4 separate regions of the Mus musculus genome follow, and all the other regions are linked to region 2. The links are chromatin contacts, found by Hi-C or POLR2A ChIA-PET in ENCODE. All regions are on one chromosome and are shown on one strand. The core of a region is the stretch at or near the end of the contact, and the rest is flanking DNA. Distances in the headings are between cores, read along the strand shown.

Evidence for each region. A loop is a pair of places that touch in the nucleus more often than their neighbours do. ChIA-PET counts read pairs that join two places held with the same protein, here RNA polymerase II (POLR2A).
Region 1: a map of T-helper 17 cell shows a loop between it and region 2 (4-fold over the local background). The contact joins the promoter of Rps9 here to the promoter of Fiz1 in region 2. A Hi-C loop is called at or near these places in 1 of 37 maps with a recorded cell type or tissue (T-helper 17 cell). POLR2A ChIA-PET finds 5 or more read pairs at or near these places in 2 of 5 experiments (Patski and embryonic stem cell).
Region 3: POLR2A ChIA-PET joins it to region 2 with 14 read pairs in embryonic stem cell. The contact joins the promoter of Peg3 here to the promoter of Fiz1 in region 2. POLR2A ChIA-PET finds 5 or more read pairs at or near these places in 3 of 5 experiments (Patski and embryonic stem cell).
Region 4: a loop to region 2 is called in a map of T-helper 17 cell, with 3 times the contacts of the local background. The contact joins the promoter of Zfp787 here to the promoter of Fiz1 in region 2. A Hi-C loop is called at or near these places in 2 of 37 maps with a recorded cell type or tissue (T-helper 17 cell and v-Abl transformed pro-B cells). POLR2A ChIA-PET finds 5 or more read pairs at or near these places in 1 of 5 experiments (embryonic stem cell).

What each region holds. Positions count from the first base shown.
Region 1 is chr7:3,701,829-3,708,085 of GRCm38, forward strand. Rps9 (ribosomal protein S9) reads left to right here and starts at 2,213. Exons shown (of 5, transcript NM_029767.2): 1 at 2,213-2,236; 2 at 2,499-2,620; 3 at 2,818-2,940; 4 at 3,905-4,091; 5 at 4,823-5,069. The coding sequence starts at 2,524. The coding sequence ends at 5,000.
Region 2 is chr7:5,011,574-5,018,413 of GRCm38, forward strand. Fiz1 (Flt3 interacting zinc finger protein 1) reads right to left here and starts at 3,155. Exons shown (of 3, transcript NM_001110329.1): 1 at 3,052-3,155; 2 at 1,105-1,449. The coding sequence starts at 1,416. Zfp524 (zinc finger protein 524) reads left to right here and starts at 3,935. Exons shown (of 2, transcript NM_025324.2): 1 at 3,935-3,987; 2 at 5,864-6,840. The coding sequence starts at 5,902.
Region 3 is chr7:6,725,019-6,731,874 of GRCm38, forward strand. It overlaps Peg3 (paternally expressed 3), which reads right to left and starts at 5,401. Exons shown (of 9, transcript NM_008817.2): 1 at 5,240-5,401; 2 at 1,472-1,556. Usp29 (ubiquitin specific peptidase 29) reads left to right here and starts at 5,565. Exons shown (of 8, transcript NM_001360502.1): 1 at 5,565-6,284.
Region 4 is chr7:6,152,918-6,159,652 of GRCm38, forward strand. It overlaps Zfp787 (zinc finger protein 787), which reads right to left and starts at 3,048. Exons shown (of 3, transcript NM_001013012.2): 1 at 2,928-3,048. Gm36371 (a long non-coding RNA gene) reads left to right here and starts at 4,302. Exons shown (of 2, transcript XR_391130.2): 1 at 4,302-5,348.

The DNA of each region.
Region 1 (6,257 bases), core at 963-3,462, 1.3 Mb before region 2:
ACAGGCCAGCAGGGCCTGTCTCAAATCAACAAATATGGGCTGGAGAGGTGGCTCGGTGTTCTTGCATAGGACCTGAGGGTTTTGTTTTTGTTTGTTTGTTTTTTTGATTTTTTTTTAAAAATCATTTTATGTATATGGGTACACTGTAGCTGAACAGATGGTTGTGAGCCTTCATGTGGTTGTTTGGAATTGAATTTTTAGGACCTCTGCTTGCTCTGGTCAACTCTGCTTGCTCCAGGCCAAAGATTTATTACTACACGGTAGCTGTCTTCAGACGAACCAGAAGACTGTGCCAGATCTCATTACTAGTGGTTGTGAGCCACCATGTGGTTGCTGTGATTTGAACTCAGGAAGAGTCAGTGCTCTTAACCACTGAGCCATCTTGCCAGCCCCAGTACCTGAGTTTTGTTCACAGCACAAACAGGGCTCACAACTCCAGTCTTTGGGTATCTAACCCCTTATGACCTTTGAAGGTCCTAGGTACACACATGGAGTATTTGTGTGGATATAGGCAGGAAAAATACTTGTACACATTAAATAAATCATTTTTAAAAATTAAAAAGCAGCCGGGCGTGGTGGTGCACGCCTTTAATCCCAGCACTCTGGAGGCAGAGGCAGGCGGATTTCTGAGTTCGAGGCCAGCCTGGTCTACAGAGTGAGTTCCAGGACAGCCAGGCCTATACAGAGAAACCCTGTCTCGGAAAAAACAAACAAACAAACAAACAAAAAACAACAAAAAAAAAATTTAGAAAGCAAATGTTTGACCCAGAAAGTAAGCTAATCTGTCTCCTTGTCTACCAATCTGTCCTCCCAGACTAAATGAACAAGATGCCTTTTGAGTATACAAATGCAAGTGCAAATTTTTTTTTTTTTCCAAGACAGGGTTTCTCTGTATAGCCCTGGAACTCACTCTGTAGACCAGGGTAGCCCTGAACTCAGAAATCCACCTGCCTCTGCCTCCCAAGTGCTGGGATTAAAGACTGCCCCGCGCAAGTGTAAATTCTTACCAATCACACTGTTTAAAATAAAAAATATCTGAGCTAGGCCTAGTGGTACAGGCCTATCCTCCTACTATTCAAGGACAGAGGCAAGGACATGTCTATGAGTTTGAGGCCAGCCTGGCTACATAGTTCATAGTTCCAGGATAGCCAGGACTCATAGACCCCATTTCCCTTAAATAAAAAATAGTTATAAAATATCAGATATACACAAAGCTGGCTGTGGTAGTGCATGTCTTTAATCCCAGTACTTGGGAGACAGAGCCAGGCAGAACTCTGTGAGTTTGAATAGGAAGCTCCAGGACAGCCAGGAATAAGAGGAAAGACCCTGTCTCAACAAACAAACATATCAGTTGCATGAAAGCGGATTGTAATTCCAGCATTTGGGAGGTATAGACAGAAGGATCTGGAATTCATAGTCATTTGATAGGAAACCCTGCATCAAAACAATAAATAGATTAGGAGAGACTTGCCTATAGGCCAAGATGATGGAGGCACTTTCTTAAATGAGTTCCTCTTTCCACATGTCTAGGTTTGTGTCAAGCTGTCAAGACAAACCAGCACAAGATGTGTATTTCAATATTAAAATAAGCCCAGCACGACATATTTATACTATTTTCATAATGTTTGTATTTTTTATTATTGTATTTTGTGGCTCACACCTAAAATCTTAGCACTTTTAAAAGAAGATTTATTTATCTATTATATCTAAATACACTGTAGGTGGTCAGATCTCATTACAGATGGTTGTGACCCACCATGGGGTTGCTGGGATTTTCAGGACCTTTGGAGGAGCAATCAGTGCTCTTAACCGCTGAGCCATCTCTCCAAACAAACCCGAGTACTTTTAAGGGCAAGGGCACTGCCATGAGATTGAGACAGTGGTGGGGAACCTTGGCTGCTGCCCTTAATTCCCTGTAAGTTTTTACCAAGAGTTTTTGTTGAAACAAAAAGTGACAACTGTGGTTACTCAATCAATGCTTTAGCCCTGGAAGGGGCAGCCTCGTTAATTCTTGGATTAACCAAATGTCACCATAGCCCTTTAATCGCCTAACCACCTCACTGGCAAGTCGGCCCAGCGAAGCGCCGCTCTAGCCGGCCTGCTCGTCTCTATGGCTTTCCTGCTTCTGATTGGCGTAGTCGCGAGCGGTGCGTGATGACGTCACTACAAGGCGACGTTACTATAAGACCTCGGTCCAACCGCCTTGTCTCTCTTTGTCTCGGGCCTGAGTTCGTAGGTGAGTGTTCTGATTGTTGAGTTCGCCTTTTAGGGGTTGATGGTGTAAGGTAACGGAGCCATTCGAATCTTCATGAACATGCTGAGTAAGAGGGTGGGGCGAAGGTGGCTGGAAGTTACAACACGGTTGTGGAACAATCCCATTTTCAAGTTTTCTAAGGCGGATTTCTCTGAGAGCCGAGTTGGTGTCGCCGTGTCCCTAGCGGGGTTTTGCTGCACATGCGCCACAAGATTATTTTTTAAAACGACACTTTACTGCGCAGGCGCAGCCGGCCTAGCGAGGTCAACATGCCGGTCGCCAGAAGCTGGGTTTGTCGCAAAACCTATGTGACCCCACGGAGACCCTTCGAGAAGTCGCGTCTCGACCAGGAGCTAAAGTTGATTGGTGAGTGGCCAAAGTAGAATTTCGAATTGCGGATCCGGGAAGAGTTAGGTAGCCATGATGTCTGTCTCCCACGTGCTCGTTCTGGAGCATCCTGTGTGGCGCCAGAGGATTGCAGTTTAGTTTTGTGTTCTCTAGTCGCCATGCACATGTAGTAACCCATGGCTCTTGCCCCGCGGTCTCCTCCCAACCACGTGCAGGAGAGTATGGACTCCGGAACAAACGTGAGGTTTGGAGGGTCAAGTTTACCCTGGCCAAGATCCGTAAGGCGGCCCGGGAGCTGTTGACGCTAGACGAGAAGGATCCCCGGCGTCTGTTTGAAGGTGTGTATGAGCCTATTTTCGAAGGAGTGGTGGTTGCTGAGTGTTTTAGGGCGTGGGAGATGTGACTGAACAAGTTGGGCTAGTGGGGATTGAGACAGGGTCTTGGTGTAGATTGGCCTGGAACTCAAATGTAAGTCAGTCTTGCCATAAACTGCCAGAAATTCAGAAGTGCTGGGTATGTGTCACAAGGATTCTTATTGGTTATTTTATTTACATTTCAAATGTTATTTCTCTTCCCAGTTTCCTCTCTGCGACACCCCCCCACCCGCCCCCCAATCACACCACAAGGATTCTTTTTGAGTTTCTAGAATCTAGTTCTGTCTGCATTGGACAAATGGAGGCCAAAGACAATGGGAGTTGCACTAATGCTTTTTCTGTCTTAATACTGGATGTTTTATTTAGTTTCATGTGGTGTAAGAGGAGTAATGATTATTTTTCCATCCGGGGGACGTATTTTTGCATTTGCATCTGGGTAGCGTTTATACAATGTTAATCCAGGTTGAGCCTATATTTTAACATATTTATATTCCATACTTAGGGTTTCTTATAGGTGACTGGGCCTACATACACAGTTCATTTAACTCCTGGGAGAGTAGTCTGAGGAATAAATGTGTGCTGTTTGTGTATATATTGTTGGCCTGATGGTACTGTGTAGCTCAGATTGCCTTTGAACTGTTAGCCCTAGCTTTTCATGTTGTGAAAATGAAAATTGTTTTTAAAGTTGAGCATTAGAGCTCTTAATCTTAGGCTTAAAGGCTGGATGAAAAACTGTAAGCCTGCGTGATGCCTGTTGGTGAAAGGGTGGCACAGTGGCCATGTCAGGGTCTCAAGCCTAGGGCTCTGGGAAGAAAAGTTATCAGGCACCAGAGCTCCCTACAAAAATGAGTGAAAGCTGTAGTCCTCTACTCAGAGACTGGGGAAGTCTGAGGTCGGGCCTCATTGGCTGCTGCTCCCCCTGTCACAGGCAATGCTCTCCTGCGGCGGCTTGTTCGCATTGGGGTGCTGGACGAGGGCAAGATGAAGCTGGATTACATCCTGGGCCTGAAGATTGAGGATTTCTTGGAGAGGCGGCTGCAGACCCAGGTCTTTAAGCTGGGCCTGGCCAAATCTATTCACCATGCCCGTGTGCTCATCCGCCAACGTCACATTAGGTGAGTTGCAGCTGGGCCTGTAAATCTTTATTTCCCTACTTGTGCCGTTGGTTTCGTTAGCTAAGTTGCCATTCTATCTCCTGTGCAGCCTTTGGAGCTGACAGATGTGAGCTTACCCTTGAGGGTTCAGAATCGTGCCCTGCAAACAGCTTATGGGGGACTGGGGACAGCCTTGTTTCCCCATAGCCCAGCGCAAGGGTCACTGCGGCTCAAGCCGTACACCTTGTGAAGGTGTCTGCCAGGCACTCAAGCAGCTGGACAGGTAACAGCTCTTGGTGCCACCCCCCCTGGAGGGAGATTGGAGTCAATGTTGAGGTGACAAAGCTGTCTGTGGAGGTACAATCTAGGCCTTCATTGCTATATTTCTACTTGTTAATTTGCCAGTTGAGAATGCACCTGTCTGAAGTGACTGGGGTAAATGAAATTGCATGCTCGTTAACCCTTCTGTAAATGAGCACCAATCATGACAGCTATACAGAGTGAAGTCTCAGATTTCTTTCTCACCAGCTTTCGTTTATGGGCAGAGATGTACTCTTGTCTGAGGTGGTTTGAGACCACATGGCATTACAATGTGGACAGGAAGCAAATCAAAGCATTAGTATGGGCACTCTTGTTTTCCTTCCAAGTTACTGAGTCTGAGGTCAGGAGTGCCTGTGAGCCTGCTTGAGTCAAAGGGCAGGACCAAATGGTTCAGCCTCACTTTGTCCCCTTATTCTGTTCTTCCTGTCCAGGGTCCGCAAGCAGGTGGTGAACATCCCATCCTTCATTGTTCGCCTGGACTCTCAGAAGCACATCGACTTCTCCCTCCGTTCTCCTTATGGCGGCGGCCGTCCAGGCCGAGTGAAGAGGAAGAATGCCAAGAAAGGCCAGGGCGGGGCTGGAGCTGGTGATGATGAGGAAGAGGATTAATTAATACTTGGCTGAACTGGAGGATTGTCTAGTTTTCCAGCTGAAAAATAAAAAAGAATTGATACTTGGTTTATTGGTGTGCCTCTGTAGTGAGTGCAACTGCTCCACTACACATAGGCTGTGCTACTGTCCAACTAACCTATTTTGGTAAATGTTCCCAAGAAGGGAGACATGTTATCTGCACTGTGATACAGTGGAAAGCAAGCCATTTGGAGCCAGTCTCTAGTGAGATTGCTTTGAATACTTCTAGGGTGGCTCTTGTAAGTCATCTGCCTCAAGATGTGGTTTTGCTGAGCAGGAGATAAGCTAGTGAGATGTTTGCCTAGGGCTGCTTGAGAACTTCCCTATCTAAAGCTTTGTGTTGTCCTGGGCAGGAGCGAAGCTGGCTTCCTCATTCTCTATTTCCCTTGCCGAGAAGCTTGAGTCAGACAGGAAGATTTGCAGATACGCGGTTTGAACTGAGAAATGAGAGCAAGAGCAACTGAAGGACAGCTGCTTGCTACTTCTACATTTCAGTCCTTGAGAAATCAAGTCAGCTTTTTAAGATTTATCATAAATTAGTACACTGTAGTTGACCAGAAGAGGGTGTCAGATCTCCTTAAGGGTGGTTGTGAGCCACCATATGGGTGCTCTTAACCATTGAGCCATCTCACCAGCCTGTCCCGGCCTCCCCCCCCCCCCCCCCCCCCCCCCCCCCCCCCGGTCATCTTTTAAGGCAAGCTTTGATGCAGGAAAAAGTACTGTAAAGCTGCTAAGGCAATGGCAAGTGACCACTATCTGGAGGTCTGACTGGTAATTCCATCCATGGTTTAGTCACTTAGGCTACATGAAAATGTGATTTGAGTAGATCAGAAGGCATTCACCTTACAGAACAAAGCTCTCATTCAAAGTGAAACATTGGTGTTGAATTCTTTGTGATGTTAGGGGAGAAGTCAGGGCTAGAAAGTGATAGCTTTGCTACCTTGAAAAAAACTTCAGTTAGATTCAGTTACCGTGGTGCTCTTACAAACTGAGGGAGAATAAAAGATCCTGCTTCTGGAAAGTAAATACCAAGCTAGCATCATTAGTCTTCAGGAATTCCTGGAACTAGTGAGTTAAACCTTATGAAACTTATGGCGTCCTTTTAAAGTTTTCACATGAATTTTCTTGAGACACTTAAGAATATGTCATTAAACATGTCTAGGAAAAGTTAAAAAACACGTTAAACAAGGTTTGGTTTAGACTTGAGGCCTATCTTGAGTTTCTGGGCCCTTCAGA
Region 2 (6,840 bases), core at 1,905-4,404:
TGGACAGGATCCGATCATGCAGCTTCCACGAGGCACTCATTCCACCATGGTGGCATGGGGCTTTGTGGTGCTGTGCCTGCTTAGGCCTGGGGTGGGGTGTTTCACATACTGCTGTAACCCCTCACTTGTGCTCTCTGGGAGAACCCAATTAAGCCCTCTGACCCGCCAAACAGACCTTCTGTGCAACTGTATTCAGGTCTGCTGCTGGTGCCCTGCCTGGGGTGAATGTGACTGGTTTCTCCCAGGAACAGTTACTGCGACACCTGTGAGCACATCAGGGGCCTTCCCACCTCCCGGCTTTTGCACTTGCTGGTCCTTTGACCTACAATGCTTTTCCCAAGAGGACGTCTTACACTTCAAGTCTCAATCCGACACATTGTGCCCTCTGGTCTATAACAAGCTAATGTTCTCCTATACATTAATTTCTATTTTGTTGTCTGAGACAGGGTCATATGGTCCAAGCTGGCCTCAAACTCTGTAGCAGAGCCTGACCTTGAACTCCTGACTCTCCTGCCTCTGCCTCCAGTGCTAGAATTAGGAGATCGTATCACCATGCTCTCATTTTTTCTTTTTTTTTAAATTTGCTTCCCAACATCTCCCTTAGAGAACTCTTTTCTCAGAAACCGCTTACTTGCTTTCTCTTTTCTTTCTCTCTCTCTCTTTTTCTTTCTTTCTTTCTTTTCTTTCTTTTTTTTTTTTTTCTGAGACAGGGTTTCTCTGCATAGCCCTGGCTGTCTTGGAACTCACTCTGTAAACCAGGCTGGCCTTGAACTCAGAAATCCGCCTGCCTCTGCCTGGGATTAAAGGCGTGTGCCACCACTGCCTGGCAGAAACTGCTTTCTTTAACCTCTACCTGGTGCCTGATCATTTGTAGGCCTCGTTGAGTTCCCTTGAAGGCCTGTGTTCCATGTAGGGGAAATTGATCATTGTAGAATAAAGGAGGTGGGTGTACATGGACCTATTGGGTGTACACTAACATATTTTCAAGATGGTGTAAACACACGGCTGCGGGGCAAATTTACTAGCCAGGGCCATCACTAGCTGCCTTTCCCTGAGTGGAATGGAGTCCCAGTGTCTGAGCCACATGTGGCTCCCCGGACTCACCTGGTGGTGCAGCAGGCCAGTGGAGTCTCGGAATCCCTTAGGGCAGGCAGAGCATCGGTAGGGTCGTTCACCAGTGTGTGAGCGCAGGTGGTTAGCCAAGTTGAAGCTATGCTTGAAGCCCTTACCGCATCGAGGACATGCGTGGGGCTTGAGAGCCGTGTGTCGAGCAAAGTGGCGCCTCAGGTCTGATCGGTAACGGAAACTCTTGCCACATTCGCTACAGTGAAAGGGGACCCGAGGCGCAGTGGCAGATGGTGCTGGTCCTGGAGCAGCGATGGGGGCAGGAACCACAGGCAGCGAGGAGTCTTCCATGACGGAAGGTCCGGAGGTGGCTTGGGGCTTTCTCTGGAGTACAAAAGAGACACCAGTAAGAGTCACCTCTCCATTGGCCATCCCTTCCCTCGGCTCTCTTGGCTCAGAAGCAGTTGGCCCAGGTAGACTCTCAAAGTGCTAAGCCACCCCCACCACCGAGCTGCAACCACTACCCTTTAAAATTTTCCCACTCTTTACAAAGCCTCCTCGTTCTCTAACCTTCCTAGCCACGTCCACGTTGTTTTCTTCAAAAGGTGTTCTCAAGCTCTCCCTCAATCCTCTCCAAGCCTGCGCACTACAGACTAAGGCCCTCCTACTGTTGCTTGGGCGTGGGCTGCCTCTTTCAAGCCCCTCCCTCTCTTCCCTAAGCTCTTGATTCTCTTTTAAACAAGTGCCTTCACCTCGTGCTTCTAGGGAGCTCACACTAGTTCTGTAGTTTCAGAAACAAAACCTTTTTACCAATGAAATGGGAATGCCAGTGTTTCCTTCATACAGTGATGGTGTGAGCTAAGTAAAACTGTAGCAAGCTGTACAACGCACTTAGGAAAGCCGAGGCACAGGAAAGACGTAACTGAGCAGTTTGACCAAGTTCCTCTTAGTTTCTTTATTCTCATATGCTTCTTAGTTAACTTGACTTTTCTAAGTTAAATCTTCACTGAGACTTGCTTCCAAATCCCACCTAACTTCTCCTTCAAATAAGTCACATTTTTCTATAATCACCTCTACTTCGCTATTATATTCTTAGCTTGCCGCCAAGCCCCCCCCCCAAGCATTTTTACCTTCGTGATAAAAACCTGATAGTTCCACTAAAACTTTCCAAATTGCACACCTAGATCGCTGCCCCCCCCCCCGCCCCCCGTCTTGTCTTGTTGTTTTTTCTTTCTTTCTTTCTTTTTTTTTTTTTTCGAGACAGGGTTTCTCTGTATAGCCCTGGCAGTCCTGGAACTCACTTTGTAGACCAGGCTGGCCTCGAACTCAGAAATTCGCTTGCCTCTGCCTCCCAAGTGCTGGGATTAAAGGCGTGCGCAACCACCGCCCCGCTAATGCCCCCACCCCCACCCCCTTGTCAAGGTAAGCTTTTCTTTAAGTCACACCTCAGGCAAACTTCACACAACATACTCTGGGCCTCTGTTGTCTTACTGGACCCCAGTTTTCCCCTCATCTTACGAAGTTTCTTCAATTTTTCAACCAAGGCCCTTTCCCCCATTTCATGAGATTCACGCCTCTTTGCTAGGCCCCACTTTATATAAACCTCTCCATTTTCTAACCAGTCTCCACACTTTCTTGAAACCCCTCCCCTCCAACTATAAGCCACGCCTCAACAAGCTACTCCTCCAGTTCTGCCCCGCCCCGACCACCTTAAGCTCCGCCCCTCCTGCGCCCTACGGTGTCTGGTGCAGCCGGCCCCCACCCCCACCCCTGCTCGATCTTGCGAACAAGGCCCGGAAAACTGGCCCTTTGTACCCCTCTCCCTGCCCCTACAAGGTGCAGTCTCGGGCGCCCGAGTCGGGGGCAGGTCAAGCGGCCCAGGAACTAGGCAAGACCACCTTGCTTTTGCGTTGCGGAGGTCCTGGAGACCAGGCAGGCCTCCGGGGGGCCGGGAAAGTCTGTCCGCTTTCCTGTTTAATTACTTACACCTCCCTCTGGGCGCCGACATTTTGGGTAGCGGGGTCAGCGTCACTTCCACCTGAGGGGCCTCTCGACTTCCGCCTCAGCTCTCTTCTACGCCCCCCCAACCCCCCTTTACCCCTCCTTCTTGGCTTCTCTATCCCGCCCCCGCCCCGCCCTTCTGTGTTTTCCTTTCCTATTTCCAGCCGCGGAGGTTAAAGAAGCTAGGCTAGCGCCATCTTTGTTGAGGGCAGGGCAGGGGCGGGGCCTAAGTTACCCGCGGCGCCATATAGACTAAGGGCAATACTCTCAGCGTGCAGCATTTCGTAGCCCACGGTGCGGTTACAAAGAGTTAACATAGATGTGTTTAGATAAGATTGCTTTTTTTTTCTAGTCTTTGACTTCTGCTGGGAAGGATGCGGGAAGAGGGAGAAAAATCCAAGTGGTCAAACTTGTTCAGAGTTAGGAAACACCAAGCACCATTTTACTACTTTAACTCCATGGCTCTTTGAAGCTGATGGGCGCCATATTAATTAGGGGCACTTAGCAGCCATTTCCCGCTTCTCATCTATCCGGTACCTGTATTTGATTGGGTCACCGGGTTGGGAAGGCTTCGTGGGAGGAAAGGCATTTTTGCAGGTGGTTGGGGATTTTTGTGCGTTGTCACTGGGCACACGAAGGCGCCTGATACGCAGGCGCATTTGTTGCTAGCGTGTCGGGGCCTTGGGACCCAGGGCATCCTCTTTGTTCCCCGCGGGCGCTGGCAGCAGGGAAGGGAGGGAGGGGCCCCCGGCTTCCGTGCCGAGGGGCGGGGTCCAGCTCACGCTCTGCTACCTCCCACACCCCCGCCCCGCCGCCGCCTAGGGGCTGGGCCCCCTCTCTCCCGCCCCTTCCCACGCTTCGGCCCGTCGCCCCCGGCGCGCGCGCGCGTACACACGCGAGCCCAGGCAGCATGCAAATGAGGTACCCAGAGGCGGGGGGCCCGGGTGGGGGGGATGGGGGAAAGAGGGTGGTCCCGGCGCGCGCGCATAAGCGCGCACCCGGCACCTGTTCCCAGCTTCTTTGCTCTCTCCTGCGCACGTCGACCTCGCGCCCCGCCGAGCGGTCTGGGCTCGCGCGCGCAGACCCCCTTCTGGCAGCCCCTGCCACCAATGTCCCCGCGCCGCTCATTGGCCACCGTACCCTGAGGGCCCGCCCCGCTTGCGGGCTGGGCCACTCGCGCCTGACAGGCACGCGTCGTACCGGACTTGTGGGTGGGAGAGGGTCGAAGAGCCACTCTGTCACTTCATAGGTATGTTTCAGAAACTCAGCTTCTTGTCCAGGCTTCCTCATCGTGCGAACCATATGATCCTGGACAAGTTGCTTCTGTGTGGACCTCATGCTATGTGCATATTAAAAGGGGGTGCAAGTTTTGGGGGTGTAGCTCAGGCCCAGTATGTGTGAGGCCCTGATTAGGATAGCCAACACCACACACAAAACTTTAAACCAACCAAACAATAAAATAATAAAAAGAGGGGTGCAGGGTCCCCCGACAGAATCTGCTGCTAGCTGCACCTTTGACCTTTGACCCCAAGTACACTCAATTCCTACTATCCTGGGATCTTGTGGGCACTGGGGAAAGTCCTGGAGCTTTCTATTTTCTAGACTGTGCACTAAGGACATTTTTGAAGCTTCCTCATTCCTGTCGATTCTCCCAACAACCTTGGTATATTGACTTTATAGAGAAGGAAACAGACTCAGGCAAAGCCACTTGTAGAATCACATGGTGATTGTTGGCCAAACTGGATCCAAATGAAACCCTTTGAAAATGTTCCCTCAGAGGATTGCTGTGAGGCTCAACGACCAGTGCTGTAGTGCTGGCTCTTATGTTCACAGCATGTCTGGGTTAGTAGGTAAAACCAATCAAACAAACCAATAAACAAAAATCCCCGATTTCCATCTTACAAAAGACACAAATAAGCTCAGAGAAGTAAGGATCTTGGCTAAGGTCACACAAAGGAAGGGACAGACTCAGCATTTGATTTCTGGGTATATGACTTCAAAGCCCAGACTCTTAGCAACTTTCATATATATCTTTCACAAATCAATAGCTTTTGGCTAGGACTTGTCTCTCTTCATGCCCCCCCATCTCTGTGGGGAGCAGGAGCCTTTTGAGACCTTTGTGACCCAGAATTTGATGGGCTGTTTCAAGGCCTACATTCTTAGCTGGATTTTTTCAAAAATTTATTTATTTTTGGCTTGTTTTGACTTTAAAGGCTTTTTGTAGTTATGTTGATGTAATGAAAAACTATGACCATAGCAACGTATAAAGAAAGCGTTTTAATTGGAGGCATGCTTATATTTTTCAGAGGGTTAGTCCGTGATCATCTATCTTGGTTGGGAGAATGGTGACCAACAGGCTGACATGGTGCTGGAACAGTAGCTAAGAGCTGACATCTGATCCATAGGTTTGAGGGAGGAGGAGACTGGCTTGGTGTGGGATTTCGAAACCTCAAAGTTCACACCTAGTGAAACACTACTCCATAAGGCCACACCTACCACATCAAGGCCACACCTCCTAATCCTTCCCAAACAGTTCCACTAATGGATCCAAACACTCAAACATAGAACCCTGGTGGGAGAGGGGGATTCTTATTTAACCTCCATGAAAGAAAAACTAGATCCAAAGGTTAAGAAGTTATGGGACACCCTTTGGTGGAGGGCAGTCAGCATGTCTTACTAACTTATACAGAATGTCTTATATGGATCTCAAAAGTCTTTAGAAGGAATAGGTGAGATACTGGGGTACACGGGGGCTTAGACCCTCACCACACTGACACCGCCCCCTCTCTTCTCTTAGCCGGCTCCAGTACCCAGACTCGAGCTCCCCACTTCTCAATGGACAACCCCAGCTCAGACCCGTTGCCTTCAACTTTGTCTGGGGAGGAAGAAAAACCTCTGGCCTTACTGCCTCCTGTTCCCCGGGGGCGCCGAGGCCGACCTCCAGGGGGAGCCACCACCTCCAATCGGACTCTCAAGTCCTCCCTCCCTCGAAAGAGGGGCCGTCCCCCCAGATCAGAGCAGGAAACCCCGTTGACAGCACCAGTGGACAGCGGTGGCAGCAGCGATCTTCTGTTGATCGATGATCAGGGTGTTCCTTATACAGTTCCTGAAGGGTCAGCAGCAGATGGGCCCCAGGGCTCTGGTTCCAAGAGGGCTCCGCACTTCTGTCCCGTGTGCCTGAGAGCCTTCCCCTACCTCTCTGACCTGGAGCGCCACAGCATCTCACACTCAGAATTGAAGCCACACGTGTGCAAAGATTGCGGCAAGACCTTCAAACGGTCCAGCCACTTGCGGCGCCATTGTAACATCCATGCTGGCCTTAGGCCCTTCCGTTGTGTGCTCTGCCCTCGCCGTTTCCGAGAGGCAGGGGAGCTCGCACATCACCACCGCATCCACTCTGGTGAGCGACCTTACCAATGTCCCTCATGTAGGGTGCGCTTCACCGAGGCCAATACTCTCCGGCGCCATTACAAACGCAAACACCCAGAGCTTGTGGGGATGCCTGTGCGCCTGTGCCCCCCAAACCCAAGAACCCAACCGCTGTGGGACGACGACGAGGGCATCCCTGTTCAAGAAGGGGTACAGGAGGAGAGTCCTGAAGGAAAGGAGCCTACTTGGCCCATATCCTCCACCACTTCTCCCCTGTCTGGGTTTACAGCAGGGGGTTCAGCTGGTGCTGGGCGCGGGCAAGAAGGCCAAGACACCCTTGTTTCTGGTGGTATTCCCACCATGGAAGGGGATCAAAAGCAGGGACCTAAACCTCTGGGTCCTGGT
Region 3 (6,856 bases), core at 4,151-6,650, 1.7 Mb after region 2:
ATTGTAAATTTTTTCTGAACCAGATTTGAGGGAACAGCAGTGCTTTGCTTCGGTTCCCACATCAGTATAGATGCAAGTGAAGTCCCTGAGCTTTGTAAAATGTGGGTCTACACACACGAATCCTTCAGAAAAAGGGGATCTCTAGGTCTTTGTAGGCTTGAACACCAGACTGGATCACTGGGGCCTTCATATGGGCCAGGAGAATACCAACCCAGCTCCAGGGGCCCACTCTGCCATGTCAGCCCCTCCCCAGGCAGCATTCCCCCACAAGCATAGGCAGCTAGTTTGCTAAGCACATTTCCTTACGTTCCAGGTAACAGGAGTTCTCATTCAGTAGGGATTATACCACTCACTTCTGAAGTGCCAGAGTCTGGCATGAGTCTGTCCCAAATAGGCTGAGTATCAACACTTGCGGATGGATTGAACAAATGGACAACATTTGGATATTCTGCTCACTTCTCCTCATCATGTGATTCATCATGTCTGGTCTGAATCAGTCAGCAAACTAGTAAAAGAGGGAGCAAGTTCTGTGAGGTCTCCCTCCTTGGCAATACTCCAACATGCCCCCTTCATGTCTTCCAGTGCTGGGGCTCTAAGCCAAACCACCTCTCACCCAAACTTAAGGTGGTCTCCCCACACCAGGTGTGCCTACCCTGCCCTCTGCACCTTGAAGCCAGATGATTTCTACAAATGTGCACGTGATCTTCATGTCATTTTTGTGATGCAAACGTCTCAGTGGCTTCCCATGTACTTCCGGTTAAGCCCAAATACTTACCATTGATTTTAAGGCCTATCATGATGAAGCCCTCAAACTTACCTTTTCTGTCCTCAGTCAGTTGTAATCCATCTCTTCTCTTGTTCTAGGCATCCTGGGTTTTCAGCTTCACTCTCCGCATCCCTCAGGAACATCTTTGAGCCCTCTGACCAATTTATTCTCCCCATGAAACATACCATTTATAATCCTTCAGAGCTCAGCTTTAAGATTCCCAAGTACCTCAGGGAGGCGTCTCTCCCAGATTAAGTTAGTTTCTCCATGCAAATGTGTACTTTCAAGGAAATAAACCATACAATCGTATTTTATACATTTTAATTCTCCCATAATACTCCATGAAAATACTTCTTTTCTCAGTTGAGATGGTATCCCTGGTATGTGGTACAAAGCATATACTAGGTTGTTGCAGGTAAATAGAGTTTCTCCTGCTTCTTAGTTGCCCAACAAAAGGCAAACAGGAAGCCTGAAGGAGCACCTGAGTGTCAGGGGAAAAATAGGAGACTGGAAATGATGGAATAAGACTAAGGGGACAAATCCTAGCAAATTCATTACCCACCAGACAGGTATGTATATTCTCAGAAAGTACAAATGGTGTTCTTGTAGTTGTGTAACATATATGTGCATCACGAAAATGTCAGTGTGAGGAAGAGAAGAGGAAACTTCAAAGATGGGTGTGGTACTCTGAGGTGTATCACTCACCTGGACCAGCCACCTAGCTGTTGGAGGACCTAGTCTTCCTCTTGCCAGTTGTCTCCAAAAAGGATAGAAGATCAAGAAGGTAGGGCTATGGAGAAGAAAGAAAACATGAAGCACCCAATTTATTTCACAATTACAGTGTTCTTTGGGTGGGAAGCAACCACTTTTTTCCCCCTACAAAGGCAGACATCAAATGTGTCCAGGATACCACCCAGAAAATGCCCTCGGTAATCAATTATTCCCAAGACACATGATGTACCCTGGACTCTAATTATATGAAGAGCACTGAAGACCTTCCTGGGGTCTCTTGGTAACTTCAGGGGATTCTGGATTAAGTAATGAACCCAAGAACCCAACTGGTTATTAATTAACCATATGACATCACCTATCCTATAAGTGCAAGGAAACATATTGCAGGTGAAAACTAGAGGGAAACAAATGACCAGGGAGAGACTTAAAATACTCTGATAGTCAAAGTAGCCTTCTAGTGGCTTTAACAATCTTCTGGGTGTTGCCAGTGATTCACATAACCACACCCCTTTCCCAGGATTCTGAGCTGGGCAATTGGGTGAGTCCCTTCTGGTGCCCCCGTATGAAAATATTGGCTCCAGTCACCTATGTGTGGATGTAAGATGGAGGCACTGTAGCCCCTGACATCTGCCAGTACCTAAGATAAAACACCTAAGGTCCCACTACCAAGATGAAACAGGGCTCTGTAACTGTCACTAATAAAAAGCCAGCCTCTTCTTCAGACCTGCTGCCTGCAGGTGACACATCCACAGTGAAAAATTCAGACACCCCCTTGTGGCCAACAAAGATGGCGCCAATGAAGGTGGAGGACCAGTTCAATCAGGAATCGAATCCTGAAGCGAGGTCCTGTTGTCATTCAAGATGACACCTGCACAGATAATACCAGATGCCCCCTTGTGGCCAACAAAGATGGCGCCAGAGGGAGGAGGGTACTGCAGTCAGTACCAGAGAGCCCCTCCTTCGGGCCGCCTCCTGCAGCAAGCCCACTTGTCATTCAAAATGACACTGGCGGAATGAATACCAGACGCCCCCTTGTGACCAACAAAGATAGCGACAGGGCCGGCGGACTTCTGTGGCCCAGTCACTCAGAAAGAGCTCCTCCCTCGGCCCTGCCCCTGCAGCCAACCCAGCTGTCATTCAAGATTGCTCATGCGCCATAAATGACAGAGACATAAAAAATAATGCCATGGTGAACAGGGCTGTATCGTCCCTTGGACCAGAGATTCTTTCCTTCCCTCTTGCCTGCCTCTAGTGGCCACTCCAGCTATTACTCAAGGTGACAGCAGTGCAAAAAAACACTAGACAACAACCCCCAACCATGACAAGTAAAGATGGCGCCCAGGTGGGCAGGGTTCTGTAGTCCAGATCAGAGCTCCGCCCTCTGGCCCTCCTTCTGCAGCAAAACAAGCTGTCATTCAAGATGGCTACTGCACCAGAAACGTCAGCAAAGATGGCGTCAGGTGGGCAGAGCTCCCTGCTCATTCTGAATGAGAGAGACCACACCCCTTTGGCTAGCTTCTTTCAGCCGGCCAGTCCTGCAGTCATTCAAGATGACACCCTTACTTCAGACACCGCCTCCCCATGGCCAACAGTGGTGACGCTAAGGATAGACAGGGGTGAGTTGTACCATCAGTCAGGATAATAACCCCTTCCTAGGGCTTGCCCCTTGCAAGACAGCTTAGCACTCAGGACCATAAATCCTCTCTCTAGCCTGCCTCTTGCAGCCAGCCAGTCCAGCTGTCAATCAAAATGGCACCTTCAGTGATCACTTCAGACACACCATGTATGGCAAACAGATGACGCCAAGGTGGGTGGAACTGGTTTCCAATCAATCATGACAAGAAAGCTCCTCCCTCAGATCCCACCCCCAGCCAGCCTGTCATTCAAGATGGCGTCTGCACCATAAAGGTTAGCGCGGCCAGCTATTGCTGGCAAAGATGGCGCCAAATTGGGCGGGGCTCTGTGAGCACTCAAGACCAGAGAGCCCCTCCTCCTGACCCGCCTCTTGCCGCAAACACATCCAGCTGTCACTCAAGATGACACCCGCTGAGAACTTCACAGGCCCATAAAGCTGTGTGGCCACGTCAATCAAGGCCTGAGCCCCACCCTCAGGCCCACCCCCTGAAGCCGGATGGGCTGTCATTCAAGATTGTGCCTCACTATATCAGCAGCCACTCTTCATAGCCCCGCCCTGCCACTCCCTTCTTCACCATCAGCCAGCAAAGATGGCGTCAGGGTAGGTGGGGCTTTGTGGTGACTCAGGATTATAAAGCCCCTCCTTATAGCCCGCCTCTATGCAGCATGCCCGTCCAGCTGTCATTCAAGATACCTGCAGAGCATCGAAGCCCCGCCCTTGGCCAGGAAAGATGGCGCCAGGATGGGCGGAGCTATGAGGCCTTGTCATTCAGAATAATAACCCCTCCCTAAAGCCCACCTCCTGCAGCCATCTGGGCTGTCACTCATGATGGCACCTATTACAGTTTCTGTCTGTGGCGCGGGTATAACCAGCAAAGGTGAACAAGGTCCTGTTGTCTGTCAGTCACTCAGGACGATAGCCTCTCCCTCCAGACAACCGGGCGACACTTTTTAACTCTTCATAAACCCCACAGTGCTCCTCATAAATGGAGCCAGATACAGTCCAGGGTCAAAAGACCCGTCACTTGATGTCAATTTGAGGCTCTGCAACCAAAATCTAGCCACAGAAAAATGGATTGTTTGAGCCTGCCGTTCCATCCTTTAAATGGAAGGCCGCGAGATGGCAGCATTCGTGCGGCAAACTAAGACTGAGTGAGGGTCTAGGCCACTCGGCCAGTCAGATAAGCCGACAACTGGGGTGCATCTTTACTGCCAACTAGCAAAGGAAGAGCCAGAGGAGCTAGCACCCCATAGACTCAAGCCACTTCGGCCTTTTAGTCTCTTTATCTGATGCTAAAGCGGCGCCTGCGCGGCAAATCCGCGGTCATTTCAAGATGGCGCCAAGCGGGCTGGGCCTGCTGAGTCCGCCATGGCCCCGCCCCCACCATAGGCAGCCAATCAGGATAAGCCTGTGCAGCAAACCTGTCTCCACCCTCCAAGATGGCGCCAACTGGGTGGAGCCGAAAAGTATCTCACAGCTTCTGCTTTAGTCCCGCCCCTAAGCTGCCCTCAGCCCCGCCCACCGCCACTGCGGCAAAACAAGACCCGCCCCCAAGAACAGTGCCGCGCTTAGCGGTAGATGGCTAGATTGCGAAGACCCTGCCAGCCAGACGACCTGGCGATCGGGTTAACCGCATAGCCCTTAGACTTTGCTGAGCAAAGAAAATGAAACCACAGAAGAGGTTGCTCAGAGACGGCACTCTGATGTCCACTGTGGTGGTCTTGTAACAGGACTTCTGCATCATCTGCGTGGCTGGCCACGCAGATGAGACAGGGAGCCTGGATTCTCCCGGGATTCTGGGTGGTTCACACCTAAAGCCCTAAGACCCTAAGATCGCGGGACCCTGAGGCTCCGAGGCCTGGACCTATAGAATACCTCTTTAAATCCCTGTCACCTAAATGGCATCCCTGCGGCAACACGGCCGCTCCGTGGTGATTCCCCCTTCCCGAAGGCGCAGTCTGCAGCCTTGTCAGTTACCCTTGGGAGCCGTGATATGGTCTGCCGCCCCTGGCCCGCGGCAACGCACCCCAAACACCATCTGAACTCTGCAGACGGTATCTAAGAGGGTGCATGCTGCAGAGCAGCCAGGTGGCCGGCTGACTCACCTCCCGGAGCACAGCACTCTACGCACACACCCCGACCAGGGTCGGCAGTCTAGTGCACCCACACTGAACCGGGCGCCCGGCGGCGCCACCAGCCCAGGGTGGACATCTCTCCGCTTCTCCTCCGATGCTCGTCCTCCCGCGACTCCTGACTCCCCAGCGTCTGCAGCAAGGGCTGCGGGACACCTCCTTGTCAGGGTCCTCTGCAGAGGCGGAGCTTCCTCTCTAACCAATCCAAGACCCCATTCCCCGCTTTGGGCCCTCACCACGCCTCCCACACCCTGCCAATCAGACTGCTGTTGTCAAGGCAACAGCTTGGCGCCAAGGCACGGAGTTGACGTCAACGGAGTCAGTGTTAGGGGCCCCCAAGCAGAGTCTGGAAAAGGGGGATGGGATGTGGGTGTGAAGGGATGCAGCCCCCCCAAAAGAAATCGGGGTGAATCAGAAATACCTACTAATGATGCCCCAATGCAAAACCTGAGAAGAGAGAGAGGGAAAAACGACAAGCATATATTTGTCTAAAATCGGGAAAAAAGAAAAACCATGAAAAATCGAGACAGAAACACATACGTTGAGGTCTAACCACGAACGATAAAGGTGGAAGAAAGGACTTTTCTGCCTGCAACACCCAAGCACTAAGCTAATTTCCTTAATAAACGAAGAGCTATTGGAAACCAACAAGGGAAGGACAAAAGCAAAGCAAAAAAGGGGGCAAAAGAGACCGCAAGTCACAGGACAATGCAAATGGCTGGAAGAATCTTGACCTGACTGTCTGCATAGCGAAACGCCAACCTGAGATACCGGGTGAAGGCGGTTTATGGCAGCGCGCTGAATCGCATGTGGTCAACCATCATTGCGTGAATCCACTGCATAGAATAGCAAGAAATTGCGAGGAGAGCAAGCAGGTAGATTACCAAGCCTGCCTCTGATAGAAGACATTCCTATGTCACCAGGAAAAATAACGGAGGTATCGCTGCCATAAAGGACCTGGATCGGAATAGATCCCAATGAAATAAAACCCGTTGCCGAAGTTTGTAGAAACGAAATGGTAAGTGGTTTTTTTTTTCTTTCTCTCTTTCTTTCTCTCTCATTTATTTCTTTGTTAAAAAATATACAAATGTGGGCAAAGCTTCTGGAACAATTTGCAAAAAAAAAATTTTTAACTGGTTACCTCTAGGAAAAGGAATGGGGGAGGGGAGAACAGACTACAGAAAGATGATTTTGGCTTTATTCTCTGTGCCCATGAATTTCCTTGGCAGATAAATGGTATTTCTTCCCTGGCAGTAAAATCGATGAATTATTAAAAGTTTGTTAATGTACTATTGATGGAACCATTTCACTGCCAAGAAATTTAAGGGAATAAGCACAGGTGTGTGAAAGACTAATTACAGGGGTATTTACGGAGCATCTTTTCTTATGACTAAGAATGTACTCTGCAGAACAGATTTGAATTCCAGTAAATCCACAAATTGTATTTTTGTGTGTCTGCTAAAACTCCGGGTTGTATTTTTTATTAGACACGTAAAATGCACTGTTTTAATTTTAAAGGAAAAAATGCAAGACCGTGGTCCATGGGTTAAAAGCGATTTTACCTAAGAGCATAGCTAATCTGATACCTCG
Region 4 (6,735 bases), core at 1,798-4,297, 1.1 Mb after region 2:
CTCCCAATTAACATCTGCTTCTGTTGGCTGAGTTTAAGCTCCTATGGGTTTCCCTCCCCCAAGCATCACAAGGAATTTCCAGAAGACTGAGTCCTCAAAGGAGAGTAGGAACTATACTCTGCCCTGACCAACTGATCCTGCACACAAACCCAAACTTATGCTCTCAGCAGCCTTGCCCTTAGCTTTGAGGCTGAGATTTTATCTGATGAGCATCTAGTCCCCAGCATTATCCCCTGTAAGGCAGGCACTCCACACCAGGAACAGGAGAGAAGCCACTGTTCTGGGAGCCCAAAGGGAGAGGCCAAGGCAGAGACAGAATAGGAAAAGCACAGTGGCAACAGGGTCACCCAGCCCACTTGGACAGGGGCTAGGATCTACCTCAAGGTCATAACAGCTCAGCTTGCACTCGTCCTGCTGGCTAGTGAGGCCTCCACTACAGTTGGCACAGATCTCAAGTCTCCCTACCCATTCCAGCCACCAGTATTAGTCACCTCCGCTTATTCTACTCTGCTTATCCTATTCCAAATCATCCTACTATAGGTCTTCTATAATGCGGCCAGGTCTCAAGAGTCTTCCAGCCAGCAGCCCTGTATGCAGTCTCCTAACATTTTACCCACGGAATAGGGAACCAGGAGCCCAACCCAATGGCTAGCACTTAAGAATAGGGCTGTAACCCCAGATCCAGCATGCCCAACAGAACTAAAGGGGTGGCACTACAATCACAAAGCTACACATACTGTATCCTGAAACTACTTTACGGCCTAGGGCACACAAGTACCAGCAAGTAGGTGTCCTATCTTGCCAAAACTAAGGTGACCACTTCTGTCCCAGGGTGTCAAGAGAACTCTGTAGCAGGTGCCTGCCAACCTCTCAAAGCAAGTCATCAAATGTTCAGTCTCTCCTAAATATGGAGGCCCAACACCTGGTGCATCCCTAGTCAGTCAGAGGATGACAATGTGGGTTTGGAAAGTCTGTGAAGTGTGTCTGGGACCCACAGAGCTATGGGTGCCCATTAGTGACTACAGAGTTACTGATGGCCTTGAGCTCTATACATTCTGCCATCTCCCATAAGTCTCAGGGTCCCCTTGTCCAAGACTCAGCATCCACGTCCTGTAGGGCCTAAAACGCTCAGGGACACTCTGGCATATCTCCCTATTGTCCTAAGCTACTGCAAAACAAGAACTACAAGAGCCTTGTCAAGTTGGCCAGTGTCACCCACCAGCAGGCCTGGCCCATGGAAACCTTGAGAACAGCCCTCCAACCCACATCCCCACCAGTGAAATTCAATGCCCTGGGGTTAGTGGAGTTTGTAGTCTTGATGGACTGGGCATAGTCAGGGAACTGTAACAGTGTAACAATTAAGTAGTGGAAACAGCCTGGGAAAGGGGGAAGTGACACATCCAAGGTCACGGAACCATAAACGAGCCAAAATTGGAACTCAGGAGCTGGCTCCAGAGACTTTTTGAACTTTTGCCTGAAAGCAAAAGTATGAAAACCCTTGCTCTGGGTGTATCACTTTAACACCTCTATTGTGTCCTCGTGAGGAATGGCATGAAATTTCTTATCTATGGCTGCAGAACTTAGGAGCTGAAGCGAGGAATTGAGCTTCAGAGCTCGTGGGCAATATTCCCAGTAGCTGCAAATCATTCTTGAATTTCACCATGGGCCAAGCCTGAGGATATACCCTTCTCTGCTCAGATGGAGAACACATGAGATAAACCAAGTCAGAATCTAATGTGAAAGTTCTCTGGGCCATGGCAGCACAGCACTCAGTGACTCCAGAGAAGCAGGAGGGGAAAGTTACCTGCACTTGACCCAAGAGGCTTAAAGCTTTCCCCAGAGCAGAGGCCAGATCTCAGCTAGATTCTCAACAACGCCAAACATGGAGCCTGAATCAGAAATTAAGGGGTTGGGGGAACCCATCAGGTCTGCGTTTTTAATAACGACCTGGGCAATAACGCCTAAGGTCGTCCTGGGTCAGGTCTCAGCTCCTGCTTTCCAACCCCAGTTCATGTTCATTTTCCTATCCTGGTGTTAAGACAGGTGTCAGTTCACTCCCCACTCACTTCTTCGTCTGTGGATCACTTTTCCGACTGACCTTTTGTAAGTGCTGGGGCACACATTCCCGGGGCTTGGGGGTCACCCTATGACCTAACTCTTGTACAGATTGGAGGTGGAGGCGGGAGGTCTGCTAAGGGGCGGGGCTCCGCGCTGGACCCAGCCCTGTGTCCGCCCAGGGGAGGAAGGCAACAGTCCAGGCGGCCCAGGACGACCCACACGGTGCTGACCTTGGCCTGGCGCTTCCCCTCCCAGGACGTGTTTCCTGCCGCCGGTCAGCACGCGCGGGGGAAATAGATGAATGAGCCTCCCGCCACCTGCATCCCGTAATTACTCGCTGGATCAAAGGCCAGCGCATGGCCCCCGAGGCAGCAACGGGCCAGGCGACTCGATTTGAGGAAGGAGAGGACTTGGGAGAACTTGGGCCGAGACTGACCATGGGCCGCCGTTTCCGGTCAGCCCAATCCAGGCGGCGGGGTCTCTCCCCACATCAAGCCTCGCCCCCGCAACAAGTCCCTGGCACTTCCGGCCATGACCGGCTGCAAGTCCAGTCCGGGTGGCCCGGACCCCACCGGTTGGATAACCCAGGTGCCTGCCGGCCCAGCACTGCCGCCGGAGTAGCGCACGCGCATTGTCCCAGGCCGCGGCGCCAATCTCTCCCGCGCGCGCGCGCGAACTCCCCGGCCGCGCGCCCGCTCACGCCCACCCCCCCCACACACACCCCTAACACGACACGCACGCGCACTAGTCCGCTCTGCCGCGCTCGCCCTCCCGCCTCCCCACCCACCCCCGTCCGAAGCCCAGCTTCCCGACGCGCTCTCATCCCAGCCACTCGGCGCACGCCCCCCTGAGCCCGCGGCCGCCCTCACCTCCGCGGCCCCGGGGCCGTCACGCCGCACTCTTCCTCTCGCCTGCCTCGCGGATGGTGGCAGCGGCGGCAGCGGCGACTCAGACCCTGGGGTCAGGGGGACGGGCGCCCAGGCCGGAAGTGACCTTCCCGGCCGCTTCCGCTCGCGCCTCTCCCTCTCCTCCCCCTCCCAGGCCGCCACCGCTACCTCGCCACTCTAGGCAGAGGAGCTCCAGGACCCCTGACCGCTACCCCCTCCGGCTCTATGGTACGGAAAGGCGCCTCGGGACGCTACTTCCGGAATTATCTAGGACCCAGGTCCTCCGTTTTGCTCTATGGCGCCTCGCTCCGAGGGGCTCGGGCCCCGCCCCCTCCCCGGACAGAAGGCTGGGCTCGACCCGTTAGGCGCACACTTCCGGGTGTCGGGGCGGCCCCCAACCCAGCCTCGTCGCTCGCGCCTGCGCGGTGAGCTGCCCGCGGCGACGCTCCCACTACTCCAGTCCTCCTGTCGTCTCTATCATCGTAACCCCTTCCGCCCCGGGGCGCTTCCAGGCCAACGCCGGTCTCAAGAAAAAATTCGGTTCACGAGATCTGGAGTTTTTCCCCAAAATGTTTCCGCTCGAGCCTCCGGTGCGGGTTGCATTTTGGGACGACCTCATCTTGAAATCGGCCTGTTTTGCAGAGAACCAGAGGTCACATTACCTTACTAAGTGACATAGCAAGAATGACCTCGAACCTTCAGAGTAGGGCTCCAAATTAAGTGTTTATGACTTATTACTCTCCTAGAAGAAAGGTCCATCACAGTTTGGAGGATGCTGATGATGAAGAAAAGGAATGAAAGGACCCTCTACAGATATCTGCTTCCAAGGCACAATTTGAAACTTGAAAGTCAATGTCAGCTTCTCTGAGACAAATGGTATCATCATCACGTAACTACCTTTACAAAAGCAGGCGTCAGGTGCTGCTGACACTTGGACTAAGTAAGGGATGGACTTTTTAAACAAACTCCTCCTGCACCAGAGAAAATCCTGGGCAGCCTAAAGAAGCAAAGCCCACAGGCAAAACGATACATGACACCTGAGGACAAGCTAAGAAAATGGAAAGCATAGCCATCTCCTTAGCAAGGTGCTCCAGAAGTCTTTGCTCAGCAGACTGTTAAGGATGTGTAGAGAGTTAGAAAATTCAAGAGGAGGCCTATGCTGAGCCCTGTAATGGAAAATGTCCAAACTGCCTGTAATTCATGTTCAAGCGCTGGACTTCCGTGGTTAGATTAAAGATAAACCAGCCAGGACCTTTCAACGGGTGATAAAGATCACAGGCTGCTTGTAACTGATCAAAAGGCTAAAGGCGAACCCACAGCAGGGGTATTAAAATGGCCCCAAAGGTAAAGAGTAAACGGAGGACAGTAAAAAAAAAAAAAAAAAAAAAAATTAACTATCCCTTCCTGGCTCAAAGCTAACAAAACTAAAAGGCAAACTGGCAGCATCAGACACAGCCACGGTAGTTACTGTTCCATCCCGAGTCCTGGGCCACACAGAGGAATTCTTAGAATGCTAAACCAAGTAATCTGAAGATACATATTTTCTCCATGGTGAGCCTCAAAGGCTCAGGGGTACACACTCACCTAGTACCCACGAAACCCTAACGGGAACAGCTTTGTGCCACTTTCAGTGACAACTACAAGGAACCAAGGCTCTGGGCACCCCAGGCTTTCTCTTGTCTCTCCAAACTTTATCTTTTTTTGTTTTTGTTTTTGTTTAAACTCTAGTAAATGTGCAATTCTGTTTTGCCCCTCCTATCTCCTTATCTCCTTTCCCACTATGACTCCACCGTGATGCTCAGGGTGTACTCCTTCTCTAACTCCAGCCAGCTATCCTCAAGTCACTTTTTGTATCTGATTTGTGTGGGATTATTTTTTTTTCCATTTCTGGGGTTTGCAGGCACTGTGTGTGTGTGTGTGTGTGTGTGTGTGTGTCCATGCATGTGCATGTAAGGTCAGAGAACAGCTATCAGGAGTTGGTTGGTCCTCTTCTATCATGTGAGTCTTGGGAGTCTAACTCCGGTTGTCAAGCTTGGCAGCAAGTACACTCTACTACCTGAGCCATTTTCCTGGCCATAGCTATTGAATCTTGTAACTCTCTGAGTTCTATGATCCATATGAATTTTATGAGCTTGCTGACTCTTCCCGATTTCAATCTAAAGCAAAGTTAAAGACTATTACCCACGCAGCCAATTCCTAGGCTATTTCTGTAATAAGTTACTTCTCCTCTTTGCTGCAGCAGAATGCCTGACCAGAGCCAATTAAGGGGAAAGGATTTACTTGAACGCACAGTTTGAAGATCCCGTCCATCATGGCATTGCAACCACAGTCAGGAAACAGACGGGTGAATGCTGGCACTCAGCTCTCCAGAAACCCCAGCCCATGGAGCAGTGCCACCCATAGGTAATGTGGGTCTTTCTATCTCAGTTACCCTAATCTAAATATCTCCCACAGTATGTTGGAGGCTTGTCTAGATCCATCTAGATCCCCTCAAATTGGTCGTCAATCTTTTTTTTACATTTTTAAAATAATTTATGGGCATGCATGTATGCCAAAGTATGCACATGGATGCAGTACCGGAAGAGGCGAGAGGTATTAGATTCCCTTGCAGCTGGGGTTGCAGGTGCTTTTAAGGTGCCCAGCATAGCTGCCAGGATCCAAACCCAGGCCCCCTGCAGGAGGACCAAGCACTCTTAACTGCTGAGCCATCTCTCCAGTTTGGTAATTGATCTTGACCATAACAGTTTTCCACACATAGCTCAGTGATTGCTAAGACTGGCTCTTCTTTTACATGCAACTATGCCAAATTATTCCCTGGTGTTTCTTCACACCCAAGGGCATCTAAGCATCTCTAGGCATCTAAATGTGGTCTCGTGTTTGGTTCTGACCAATAAGCTAGAGCAGAAATGTCATAGGCTACTTCCGAGCCAATGAGCTTAGGAAACAGATATGCCTGCCTGGCATTCTTTTGGCCTTGCTGGTTATAACATGGGCCAGAGAAAACAGGTAAAGCCAGAGAAAAGCTGGGTTTGTAAATGAGTGTTTGTAGAGACCAGCTTCCAGCCCCAACCTGAGATTGTTACATGATGAGAAAATAAACTTCTTGGTGTTGGAGGGATGGCTCAGAGGCTAAGAGTGCTTGCTACTCTTCCAGAGTCCCCAAATTTGGTTCCTTAGTACCCACCTGTAACTCCAGCTCCAGGAGCTCAAACTGCCCCTTCTGACCTCTGTGGGCACCTACACTCACATGCACAAACCTACACATACAGACACACAGATATACACAAAATTAAAAATCAAATCTTTAAAATAATATAAAGCCATGAGACTGAGTAAGATCTCAGATGAGGGAAAAGAGTTGAAGTTGAAGGAGAACGGCAAACTGGTGGACACAGAGCTGTCATCTGACATAAACTGACCAATCAGTGGACTTGCCTGGCATTCTCTGGAACTGTGGTGAGAGTCTGAGTCCTGAGGTGGCAGAGGTTGACAAGCTCTGTAGCTGGAAACAGCCTTGTCACTCGGTGTGTGGGATAAGCCTGTCTGTAGAAGAAACAAATGAGATTGTGTAGAGAATAAACAGGCAGATGTTTCTTCCCAGCCCTTCCGGGAACAAAAGCTTCTGGGGCCCTTAAGGCCCCCTGGCATTCCTGTTGACTTGTTTTAACACTTCTTCCCTGAGCCTTGTCTTCAAACTCCCATGAATACTGGCCTTTATATACTTTCGCCTGCCTGAGTTTCTATCACCAAACACCTCAAACCTGGTTCAGTGTTAAGAAACTGGTTCAGG